Linked DNA regions of Homo sapiens: regions 1 and 2 are each linked to region 3. Evidence: chromatin contacts called from ENCODE Hi-C or POLR2A ChIA-PET data. All regions are on one chromosome and are shown on one strand. The core of a region is the stretch at or near the end of the contact, and the rest is flanking DNA. Distances in the headings are between cores, read along the strand shown. Region 1 holds the start of USP51 (ubiquitin specific peptidase 51). Region 2 overlaps VCF2 (VCP nuclear cofactor family member 2). Region 3 holds the start of PHF8 (PHD finger protein 8).

The links. Hi-C counts contacts between places; a loop is a spot of excess contacts on that map. ChIA-PET counts read pairs that join two places held with the same protein, here RNA polymerase II (POLR2A). Pooled maps may share reads with other maps.
Region 1: a loop to region 3 is called in a pooled map, with 4 times the contacts of the local background. The contact joins the promoter of USP51 here to the promoter of PHF8 in region 3. A Hi-C loop is called at or near these places in 7 of 50 pooled maps. POLR2A ChIA-PET finds 5 or more read pairs at or near these places in 3 of 52 experiments (CD4-positive, alpha-beta T cell, activated CD4-positive, alpha-beta memory T cell and naive thymus-derived CD8-positive, alpha-beta T cell).
Region 2: a loop to region 3 is called in a map of posterior vena cava, with 20 times the contacts of the local background. The contact joins the enhancer-like site here to the promoter of PHF8 in region 3. A Hi-C loop is called at or near these places in 2 of 168 maps with a recorded cell type or tissue (endothelial cell of umbilical vein and posterior vena cava) and 1 of 50 pooled maps.

The regions. Positions count from the first base shown.
Region 1 is chrX:55,488,316-55,492,043 of GRCh38, forward strand. USP51 (ubiquitin specific peptidase 51) reads right to left here and starts at 1,533. Exons shown (of 3, transcript NM_201286.4): 1 at 1,461-1,533; 2 at 854-1,050; 3 at 1-673. The coding sequence starts at 624. It overlaps LOC101928692 (a long non-coding RNA gene), which reads left to right and starts at 626. Exons shown (of 2, transcript XR_244468.5): 1 at 626-731; 2 at 1,550-3,198. RefSeq lists enhancers at 89-948, 466-905, 1,126-1,225 and silencers at 216-295, 1,616-1,725.
Region 2 is chrX:55,141,044-55,144,896 of GRCh38, forward strand. VCF2 (VCP nuclear cofactor family member 2) reads right to left here. Exons shown (of 3, transcript NM_001166701.4): 3 at 2,059-3,853. Among named protein-coding and RNA genes, the nearest start is that of VCF2, 18 kb to the right of the region's middle. Within about 2 kb of position 1,613, at least 2 of the 41 ENCODE cell types and tissues checked have a DNase peak (open chromatin) inside an H3K27ac peak, as active enhancers do.
Region 3 is chrX:54,043,149-54,047,179 of GRCh38, forward strand. PHF8 (PHD finger protein 8) reads right to left here and starts at 1,325. Exons shown (of 22, transcript NM_015107.3): 1 at 614-1,325. RefSeq lists enhancers at 997-1,246, 1,457-1,916 and a silencer at 1,267-1,436.

The DNA.
Region 1 (3,728 bases), core at 283-2,782, 1.4 Mb after region 3:
CTGCCAGTTCTTACCTACTTTAAAGCTCTCCACATGAGAGCAGCCTGTGGGACCCTGACCAAACTCGACCTCCAGCAACCAGTCCCCTAAGCCGCCAGGATCCCCCGACCCGTCTAGGTCACCAGAGCAGCTTCTCCGTGTCTGAGGCCTGGACCCAGGCCGGGATCTGCGCCGGGATCCACGCCAGGCCCTGGGCCGCGGTGCGGGTGGGGGCGGGGGTGGCGGCGGGGGCGGGGGCCGGGCTGGAGGCGGGGGTGGGGCCGAGAGCCCAGGCTGGCTGCGGGAGCGGGCCCGGGGCTGGGGCCGAGGGCGGGGCTTGCGGCGCGGGCAAACGGGCGAGGAGCTGCTGTGACAGCGAAGGGGGATTGAAGGGAGCACCTTCTCGTCGCCGCCGCTGCTGCTCCACGTCAAGTTCTCCTCCGGCGCGGGCTCACGCTCTTGTAATGGCTCCAGCTTCATCTCCTCGGCTTCACGTCTCGAAGACGCCTTCGTAGCCCCCGCCGCCGCCTCCTCCATTTTCCCCGCCTTCTCAACCGCCTCCTCAGGAGAGGCTCCTCCCCCACCTCCGGAGATCCAGCGGACCCCAGAGCCGGAGGGCAAAGAAGTTTCTCGAACCTGGGCCATCAGATCACTCCCCGACCTGAGGAGCAAGGCGTCTGGAAAACAGCTGCGACTGTAGATGAAAGGAGACAGAGACTTCTGTGAATGATCTGCCCAGCGTCATGGCCGCGGTGCGCAGTTAGCGCCCCCAGGACCCCTCCCATCGGCCCTTGAGCTCAGCCCGCGGCTTCTGTCGGCTCCACCCACTCAACTGAGAGGCCCCTGGAGCTGATGGGGAGACCGAGGCGGTTACCTGCTTCAAAGGCGATCAGATCATGCCAGGGGACTGGGAACAGAAGGCTAGCGAGCGGTGGGGGTGGGGAACGGCCTGAGCTTTAGGACAGAAAGGATGGAAACTTCTTTAAAAAAGGCGCCACCCTCTGACTGCTTTTTTGCGCCCTGCGCAGCCTCGCTTTGGTGCAGCTTCCTCTGACGTTCTTTCCCTGTATCCTAAAAAACACTTGGGTCAACATTTTCTCTCCAAAATGGCTGAAAGGACGCACTTTTGGAAAATGAACTCACAGGAAGAAAGTGTCCCTCTGTTTCTACCTAACCTATACTTCTGTGACCCGGTGTGTTCCACTCTAAGCCGTTGCCCCTCAGCGCACTTTCGGTCCACCCAGCTCTTGCGCCCTCTCACGCTTTTTCGCGCTTGTGCTCTCACACCCCTTTTCTTGCTTCTGCGACTTCAATTCCTATGATTTCTCCTAGAATTCGGATTACTACTCCCTCCCTTCACGCATTTGCCACCTCTATGGCCACCACTATCCTCGCGCGACCCCCGAAGTCTCCGCTCCCTTTTCCCTCTCCTGCCCCCGCAACACCCCCAGCCCGGCAGTTTGTTTAAAGGTCTGGGTTACCTTGGGCCCCAGGCGCGTGATATAGAACGTCAGCAACTGCTGCTGTCCAGGCGCTCCTCAGCCAGCCTTCTCTCCTGACCTCTCCTCAGGGCTGGTCACAAGGGGGCCGCCCCCTGGCCCCTCCCCTCTCGACGTGCGGCCCCCAACCCCGGATTCTGCCCTCCTGCAGTGATGAATGGCACCGCTGTCCCGCGCAGGCAGGCAAACCTCTTCCTGAAACAGACTCTGCTGGAGGCAACAGCAGCAACAGATTCTACAGAAAGCCCCTGAAATGGAGGCTCAGGCCTCACCTAGCTCCAGGCCCGCACTCCACAGAAAAAAAGATTCACCCGGCGTGGGGGTGGGGGCTTCCAGAGATGGCAACCCTCTGGCAGGAATCCCTCAGGATCCTGTCAGAGCCTGGTCTCTGGGAGTTGACGGAGGGAGGGAGGGAGAGAGAGAGAGAGAAAGAGAGAGAGATTATCCCAGAATGTGCAGGGGAGGAAGCATAAGCAAGGGCTCAGGCTCAGAGAGACCTGAGCCCAGGCACATGCTTGCTGTGTGACCTCGGATAAAACACTTAACTTCTCTGAGCCTTAGTTGTGTCAATTTTTAAAGAGAAATTGAAATAATAACCCTAGCCCAATGTGAACACTGAGTCATAGTATATATCAAGTAAAAGACCTTTTTGGCGAGCTTTATCTGTCACACCTCTTTTTTCAGTCCGCTCCTGAAAATCAGCATAGAGAACAACTCCTGATGCAGAGTAGAGGAGAAGAGAATGCCTTTCTCTTTCAAAGCTCTCTCAAAGTTATGGCTCAGTTCACCCGATCATCCATCCTAGGCAGTCCATATACAGGAGCATGTATTCAACAAAGATGCCATAGGTGCATTATAGCGCTAGATTGTGCTGGGAGAAGCACAAGATACAACTGTTTGTGTCCTGAAGTCCATACGCCAGGAGACTTTTCCTTTTCTTTGACAGATCCGGCATCCAAGGCGACAACCCGGAGGAAAGCTATCTCCAGGGCTTGTTGCCCTTCCGGTCCAATCCCAAGAAAATTACGGTTTATTACAGCGGATGTTTAATGCTACATTTAATCTCTCTGAGAAAGTCACACACCTCCCCTCAAAACCTCACGATTAGGATTCAGCTCTCTTAACTTGGCAGTGGCATCTAGTGGATACCTCCGCACAATGGATATCACTGATTTTGTGACTTGGTTTAGATTCGACCATATCTCAGTCACATACTAGCACCCGGAGGGAAAGTGCTTTGGAATTATAGACTGGCTTGTGCAGGAAAACGTGCTTTTTCTCCCCTAGGGAAGGGCATTTTCTCAGCCACAGCTAAGCAAAGAGTTGCTCCACTCTGGGTTAGCAGCCCTAGAAGGAAATGCTGAGTCAGTCATTTGCTAGCTGTGCCACCTGTGGCTTGGATCCCAGCTGCTCTGAGACAGCCCTGCACCCTTTATGCAGGCAGGGAGGCAGGGCACAATTTATAAATACTTCTGTCTTCTGAGCCTTCGCTTTCTCCTGTGCAAAATCAGAATCATGAGAATGCCAGCCCTACCTAGATTGGTTTATTCAGCAGATATGTAAAGAGCACCTACTGCTGCACTGGGCACTATGAATATACAGCCAAACAAAACTGGGCACAAAAGCAAGTAAGCCAGAGTCCCTGCCTGAGGTCCACATCGGGAAATGCATAGGAATGTGCTGTGAAGATTAATGTTAGTTAATAAAGGCCTAAAAACCACTCGTAATCAACAACTTAATATTTGGGAGGTGGGATTGTTACAGTGCTTCAAAAAGTTTCTGAAAACAGTTGTTATTGAGCTAGACACGCCTTTAAATCAGCCCACACGCTATCGTGACCAAACAAACGATTTCTTCATTGACAATTGTCCTGTAGGAAAACCTCAGGACAGCGTGATGGGTCACTACTGTCAAAATGAAAATGAATGGGTCTGCATGGTTTAGGCCTTTCTGGAGTTCACTGGTTCCTCCAAAATGAAGCTGCGTCTAACCTTCTGGTGGACTTAACAGACTGCTAGACCCCACTCCCAAAGTTCCCAGTTCAGTGGGTTGGGTGAGGCCCAATAATTTAGGTTTCTAACGCTGTACCAGCTGATGCGGATGCTGCTGGCGTGGAGATGGTACTTTGAGAACCACTACTGTGGGATAATGTGTAAAGAAGCCCAGGTCAAGGCACTCTGGCCTTGGTAGCAGGAGCCATGTCTGATGGAGCTGGTTTCCCAGGCCTGTGTTATGTTGGCGTCTCTTACA
Region 2 (3,853 bases), core at 363-2,862, 1.1 Mb after region 3:
ATCACATTCCCTCCTGCTGCTTTGTGGAGAAGGTGTCTGCTTCCCCTTCTGCCATTCCCTTTCTGCCATTCCCCTTCTTCCATGATTGTAAGTTTCCTGAGGCCTCCCCAGCCATGCAGAACTGTGAGTCAATTAAACCTCTTTCCTTTATAAATTACCCAGTTTTGGGTATTTCTTTTCTTTTCTTTTTTTTTTGAGATGGAGTCTTGCTCTGTCACCCAGGCTGGAGTGCAGTGGTGCAATCTCGGCTCACTGCAAGCTCCGCCTCCTGGGTTCACACCATTCTCCTGCCCCAGGCGCCCGCCACCATGCCTGGCTAATTTTTTTGTATTTTTTAGTAGAGACGGGGTTTCACTGTGTTAGCCAGGATGGTCTCAATCTCCTGACCTCGTGATCCGCCCGCCTCGGCCTCCCAAAGTGCTGGGATTACAGGCGTGAGCCACCGTGCCCGGCCAGTCTTGGGTATTTCTTTACATTAGTGCAAGAACAAACTAATACACCATCTAAAGAAATGCATTTGGGGCAACTCAGGGAGCTCAGAGAAACCACAGAAGATATGAAAAAAAGAACCAGGGCCAATGAAACATGGAAGAAATTGATTCTACTTAATCCAAGTGACAGGAAGTTAAAGACCTACTCCTTAGTCTAATGGAATACCAAATCTGGAGTCTGGGGATTGTCAAAGTGAGTGATGTGTAAATTTATACTTTCCATGTTGATCTGTTAATCATCTATTTGTTTTATTATGTTACAATCTTGCCTACTTCAAAAAAGTCTTTTAGTAGTAAAGGAAGAGCAACTCTAACTCCACACAATTACTTTCACTTGAACCCTGAGAAATAGCACAGATATAAAATCTTTTCCACTCATTTTAATTAGATTTTATAGACCAAAAAGTTGGATTTTTTTCCCTTCCATCAGATGAGAATGAATGAATGACTTTCTCCCTGGAGAAGGCTATATATTTTCTGCTCTTCAACCTAAATATCATTTTCCCTAAAGTCTCCACCAGTATCTTAATGGGCAAATGAATTTGTAGTTTTGTTTGTAACCAGAAAATTTCCATTCATTATAACAATACTGTGGCCAGAAGATACATGGAAATTGCCAACCAGTCAAATGTGCGCCAGTGTAGAATCTCACATGTGATTTAGGCAGGTGCACCATCTTTGTACAGTTGGTCTCAAGAAATTGTCTTAAACAAAATATAAAATAGATCTCAATGGCTTCCTGGTCAGAATATTTGCCTGTTTTGCCCAGCCTCGGTTCATGTATTCAACCAGTTGTTCCATTCAGATGATATAGGTTGTACTCTGACCACAGCCTCCAGCCAGGAGGAACAAGAAATCGAGGAGGAGACAGAGTCTGGTAACAGTGTCAGCTTTAAGATCTGACTCACTTTGTAGGGATTTAAGTGACAATATTACAGAGCATTCATTTGAAAATGCTGCTATATAAAAAGAAATGAATTTAGAAAATCATTCAACATGGAGACTCTGATGAAGAGCTTAGAGTAAACTTTGTTTCATTCTACTGTTTCTTTGGTTATGTAAACAGAGAACTACTCCCTAGAGAAAATGTGTCCTGGCAGCCCTGGTCTTCACTATAAAAGCAGAGATACCCTGGCACTGCTGCTTGGCCACTGTGTTTCTTTTAGCAAATCATTAACCACTCTCAGTTTTCTCAGGATTGTATGTAGTCATAGGGATAACTTACTGTCAGCCTCCCACTCCTCACCTATGAAATGGAGAGCCCACACCACCTACCTCAGGGGTTAATGAGTAACTCGCACAGAGTGTGGCACAGGGTGGGTTTGAATTTAAGGGCAGTTTCTTTCCCCCAAGCACCACCACACCTCATTATTGGTGCAGCATTCTGCTCTTGCTTTATATTCTCATTTAAAATATATAACAGGGTCTAATTTCACCTCTTAAACTAATCTGGCTCCCTTTTTTCAAACTCCTAATTTTGAAAAAAAAAAAAAATCCAGACAAGTCCTTTTGTATCGCCAAAGGTTCTTGCCTTAGCCACGCCAAAGAGAGAGACACAGATCAGACCGAGAGTAAAAAAGCTGTAGGCTTTATTAAGCAGAGTGACAGTACAAAGCTTTCACAGCGTGGAAGGGGTCCCGAGCGGGGTAGCCAGTGTTAGATTTTTTTATCACCTTTTAAACTCTCTAAGGCAGGAAATATGTGTGGTGGGAAGATGTTACCAGAGGGAGAAACAAAGACAATTAACATGTCTCAGATCTTGAGGAAAACTGGAATTGTAACTTAAGTTTTCTCTACTTATAACCTTGCAGCGGGATGGCAAAGGAGACAGGATCTCACGGGATTTTACAAATTGTGTTTACAAGGAATTGGAATTGGGACCATAGATAAGGTCTGCTGGTCACAGAAAAGTGGGCTTTTAACATTCCTTTTAGTTTCAGGGGAGGGGGAAGGGAGAGAGGGAGAGAGGACACAGGGAAGCTTACAACAAAATTTTCGCTGTTTATAGCTTTCTTGGGGAAGAAAACACAGGCGCAAATTCTGATGTTAGGAATGTTTTAAGCACATATCTTCAATATTATTCATCCAGGACCAAAGTAAGTCCGCATGCAGGAAATGAGTGAGTTTCACAGCTTTCTGAGCCCCTACTTGACCCAGGAAGCCCAGCTGGAACCTCCTCTCACTTTCTACTTTCTTCTGATATTCCTTGAAAATACTTCTCCTTCATAGCGGAGATAAGTAGTTTTAAACAGCTTGGTTCCTTCCCTGCTGTGAAGTATTGAGTTTTATTTCAGGACCAAAGGACATAAACCAGTTTATGACATAAACAGGTTTAGACAATCTGCAAAAGACAGGACAGAGATTGCATATTGTATTTACTAGGACAAGAGATTTACACTGACCACTCTGGAATAAGACTGTGCTTACTTAGTTCAACTAAGTACTGAAAAGTCTTACAGAGACTGAAAAGCCAACACTTTTTCTGTGTGTATGTAATTGCTTTATTATTATTATTATTATTTTACTTTGAAAAAATAATGCTTTGTCATGGTGACAGTTTTATCTTTGATATCTTTAAATAGGGGGAATGAATGGAAATTTGCTTTCTCAGCTGTTCAACTACACTGTGTTTTTAATAGACACTTTCTTTCAGTAGGATGCTATGTATTTAAGCATGCAGAATTCTTCCTGGGTATTTCTGAATCCTGTTGTGTACATGTGGGTTGAAAATTCAAATATCTCATCTTCTTTAGTACTTAGTTGCTCACTTTATTGTTAGAGAAACTGGTGGCTAGGTATCCTTTCTCTATTTTCTGCCATAAAACCTTTTAGAATTTAAATTTCTTCTCACCATACATCTGGTATTGACTTTGGAAGCACTGGCCATAGAAAAAATGTTCTTACTCAAACCATCTAATTAAGAAATAATTGACTCATGCCTACTCCCTAAGTTTGAGGCCAATGTGGTGCTGTAATTTTTTCCCCATAACACTAAAATTCTACTGCAAGTATCTTCCTTAAAATCCTACCCATATTCAAGGAAACAACCATGAAAATGTGTGTGTGTGTGTGTGTGTGTAGGTATGTATTCTTTTCCTAAGATAGTGTTCATTTTCATATGTTAATTCTGTCATTTAATAAAATCTCATTCTTCTTTCAGTAAAACTGTAACCTTACGTCTTTTCCAAACCTTGCCAATTGGCAAACACCTCTTTGTAGAGCTATCCATAGTTCTCAGATCTGCTAGTTTACACTCTGTGGACCTCCAAATATAGTGGAAAAGATAATGTGACCAGGGAGGAGAGGATTGTTAGACTCTAACGCATTTTTGTTTAAATCTAGCAACAGGTTGTACCCTTTGC
Region 3 (4,031 bases), core at 75-2,574:
AACCCTCCCCTAGCTGACCCCTGTTTCACAGGGCTCCCTCTATTATGACGCAAACCACAGCGTCAAAAATGAGGCTGGGGGTATCTCAAGACAAGACCCTCCTCTCACCACCTGAAATAGGGCCAACCAGAGAGAGATAAGGGATCCCTGAAAGTCTCTTCAGGTTACTCAAAGCCTTCACGAACAAGACAGACAAGACTAGGCGCCCAACTCAAATCACAGTTCTGGGGTCGTGTTCGGAGAGTTTAAATAATCCTTTCCATCACTCTCAATATCATTCCTTCCCCGACCAGTCAGGAGTCTCATCACCCCCAAAACTGAAATAAATATAAATCTCTAAACTGACCAGCTCGTTCTGTACTTTAAAGATGACAGGGTTCTGGCTGCATCCCTGAAACTCAAAAGGATCTATTCAAAACCCCTCAAACTGACTAGAATTTCCTCACACTCCCGAAACTAAGCAAGGATTCTTTTGCATCGCTCGGAAACTGGCAGCGTTTCCTTGCAGCCCCCCCTCAAACTGATGAGAGCTCCCTAGTCTCCCCAAATGTTCAGGTACCTCACAGTATATCCTAAAACTGACAGTAATAGCCTCGCAGCCCCCAAAACTTACAGGAATCTTAACGCTTCCCCAACTGACAGGAACCTCCTCACGCCCCAAACCTGACAAGAACGTCTTCAGTCCAGAATCCTACAGGGACCTCCTCATGCTTTGGGCTGCAAGGACTCCACGCCCGCGGAGCTCAGCCCCAGCGACACGCCGGCAGCCGGGCTAGCTCCGGGACTGCGAAGCGCCTCAGCGGAGGCTCGTCCGGTAGTTCCGGCCCCTACGGCGACGCGCGTCGAATTCTGGGATAGTCCCCGTACCGCCGGGAACCTCGCTCGCCTTCCCCTCGAGCCCCCCGCTGGGTCGCGCGGCGCCAGCCGCTCAACGGTGCTTCAGAGCAGCCTCCTCCACAACATTCCCCTCGGCCCGGCCGTTCGGGCCTACTGGAGACCGCGGCTTGGGCCTAGTCTGGCGGCCGCCCGGCGAACGGGCAAGTGGCGTCGTCGCTGGGCCGGCAGGAGATACTCGCGAGCAAACCAACGGGGAAAGAGATGAACCGGCCGCCACGTCCGAGGCACACGGCCCGAAAAGTCGCTGGGAGAAGCCCAGTGGCGGTGGTAGGCAATTCGGAGTAGTCAATAAAGTTTATTCAAAACAATGAGGAAGTTGAGGCGGAGAGGGGAGGAGAAATACGGGATAAACAGCTACCATGTTGAGAGTGGCGGCGCTACCCAGACAACCAAGGCGACCGCCATCTTATGAGGGCTGGACTCGCGAGGTGAGCGCGGCGGAGGCGGGGAACCGCGAGCCGCCGGCTCCCGGGTGACGTCATCGGGGGGGCGGGGCGCCACCTTGAGAAAGGAGGGCGGTTCTCAGCCACCTTTGGACCCGCTCGTCTCTTTAAGGTGCCCAATCGCCGCTGAAGACCTTGAGCCCAGAGGCGGAGAAGCCGCCATCTTAGGCGAGGCAGACGTTTGGCTCCATTTTGAGTGGGGCCCGAAACTTCCTAGCCTTCCCCCTCCTCCGGGCAAACAGGGAGTTCAGCTACCCCGACTCGCACACTCCTCCTCCCCAGCCTTCTCCTCCTATGAGAGGAGGTGAACTCGGTGACTCCAAACTACAAAATTAATAGGTGGCGGCGGGGGCGGGCTTCAGCCGGGGTAGAGGCGGAGTACTCACCGCGGCTCCTGTTCATTGAGCACCTTCGATAGGCTGGGCTCTTTCCCACGGTCTCTGCGTTGTTGGTTCTTCCCCCTGTGAAGGAAGCTCTGTGATTATCACCAAATGAAGGCAGGGGCTTCGAGAAGCCAAGTGACTTGAGTCCCGGAGCAGGGACGTTGAACCTTGTGCCCTGTGCTACCCGCGTTCTGTCCCCAGGCCCTCAGTGTAGTTCCTCTGTAAAGCTGCTGCCAACTCCACAACTCCCTCTGAACTCTTCTTTGACCCTACTGTTTCACTTCAGTTCAAATACAGTTCAAGGATTTGTTTGCACCTGTCCCACAATTTTCTGACTATAGCCTGAGGGGAGGGGAGAGGAGGGGGGATGAGAGGAAAGGCTGAGTTAGTGGAGCTTTGCTGAGTTAGTGGAGCTTCGTACATATGCTTCAAGATGGCCTAGGTTTTCTCAAACATTCTAGAAAATTCTCTAGGAGTTATCTTACTATTTCATTTTCTTAAAGGGTCCCATTGCTTTAAAAAGGAAATGTGTGCGTGCACACAATTTACTAACCAGTGATGGTGGGGTAGGCCCTGGGGATGCAATGGTGAAAACAGGGCCTCTGGAGTGGGAGGGCATCTGCCAGTGCAGGAAACAAAGTTGCGAGTAAACAATTGGAATAGAAGGCACAGTAAGCACACAAATACCACCTGCAAAATGACCTTTGCAAAATGCAACATGAAGCTACAAAAGAGCCTTACAAGCTGCTTGCAGCTGCTGTAAGAAAGACGGCAGGGGGACATGGACGATTAAGTTCACTTAAATAAACAAGCGAGAACATTGTACTCAAAAGGATCAACGTGTACAAATGCATGGAGGCACATAGAAAAATATTTACTAGAAGTTGAATATTGTTGGAACAAGGAAAACAGAAGAGAGATAGGTAGGAGGTCAAACAGTAAAGGGTCACAACATGAAAGATTGCGAAATGCAAAAGAGTTTAGATTGTATGCAGTTAGCAAAAAGAAAACACAGGTTTTTGAGCAGGGGTAGCTTAGTCTCATATTTGTGACTTACCCAGAGGATGGTTTAGGGTTTTTTTTTTTTTTTATGTTTGTTGTTTTAGAGACAAGGTCTCACTCTGTCAACTCAGGCTGGGCGGTCATAGCTCACTGCACCCTAGAACTCCTGGACTCAAGCGGTCCTTCCGCCAGAGCCTCATGAGTAACTGAGACTATAGGCGCACACCACCACACTCGGTTATTTTTTATTTTTTATAGAGCCCAGGCCTCGCTATATTGCTCAGGCTGGTCTCAAACTCCTGGTTTCAGATCCTCTAAAAGCGCTGGGATTACAGGCCTGAGCCACTGCACTGAAAGGTCCAGGTTTAATGGGACCTGAAGCTTATATGGTTTGGGGGAGGAAGGGTGAGACGTCTTTAAGAAAAAAATAGCCGGGCGCGGTGGCTCATGTCTGTAATCCTAGCACTTTGGGAGGCCGAGGCGGGCGGATCACAAGTTCAGGAGTTCGAGACCAGCCTGGCCAACATGGTGAAACGCCATATCTACTAAAAATAAAAATATTAGCCGTGTGTGGTGGCACATGCCTGCAGTCCCACGTACACAGGAGGCTGAGGCAGGAGAATCGCTTGAACACGGGAGGCGGAGGTTGCAGTGATCCGAGACTGTGTCATTGCAGTCCAGCCTGGGTGACAGAGCGAGACTCCATCTCAAAAAAAAAAAAAATGACTTATGAATACAAAATTAGGTTCAAAGGTAGGCAGTAAGAGTATTTCTACAAGCAATTCCTTCACCTGGGTAATAATTACGAAGAGAAGTGATACAAGGCACATGTAAATGTACCATGGGGCCGGGTGCAGATTGCATGTCTGTAATCCCAGCACTTTGGGAGGTCAGGATGGGAGGATCACTTGAGCCCAGGAGTTCAAGACCAGGCTGGGCAACATAGTGAAACCCTGTCTCTACAAAATAAAAATAAAATGAATTTTTAAATAACAAATATCCCATGAAACCCAACCTAAATATATCCCCCAAATCAACTTCCCCTTAGGTGGATCTCAAAAATGTCAGGCAGCTCCAACACCACCTAATGCAAGGGAAAGTATGGCCAGGCCCTCAGTGGAAAGGGACAGCACTTTGAACCAATTGTTGTTTAAATGTATTTTGTGAACTTTATAAAACACATCACCATGTGACCCTATGGAAAGTGACAGGTCCTGCAGTTTAAGATGTCTTAGCTTCACAAGGAGTCAGGAGGAATGAGGCTGTTTCACTAGTGTTGGGGGGAAAAAATTGGTCCAGGATAGTT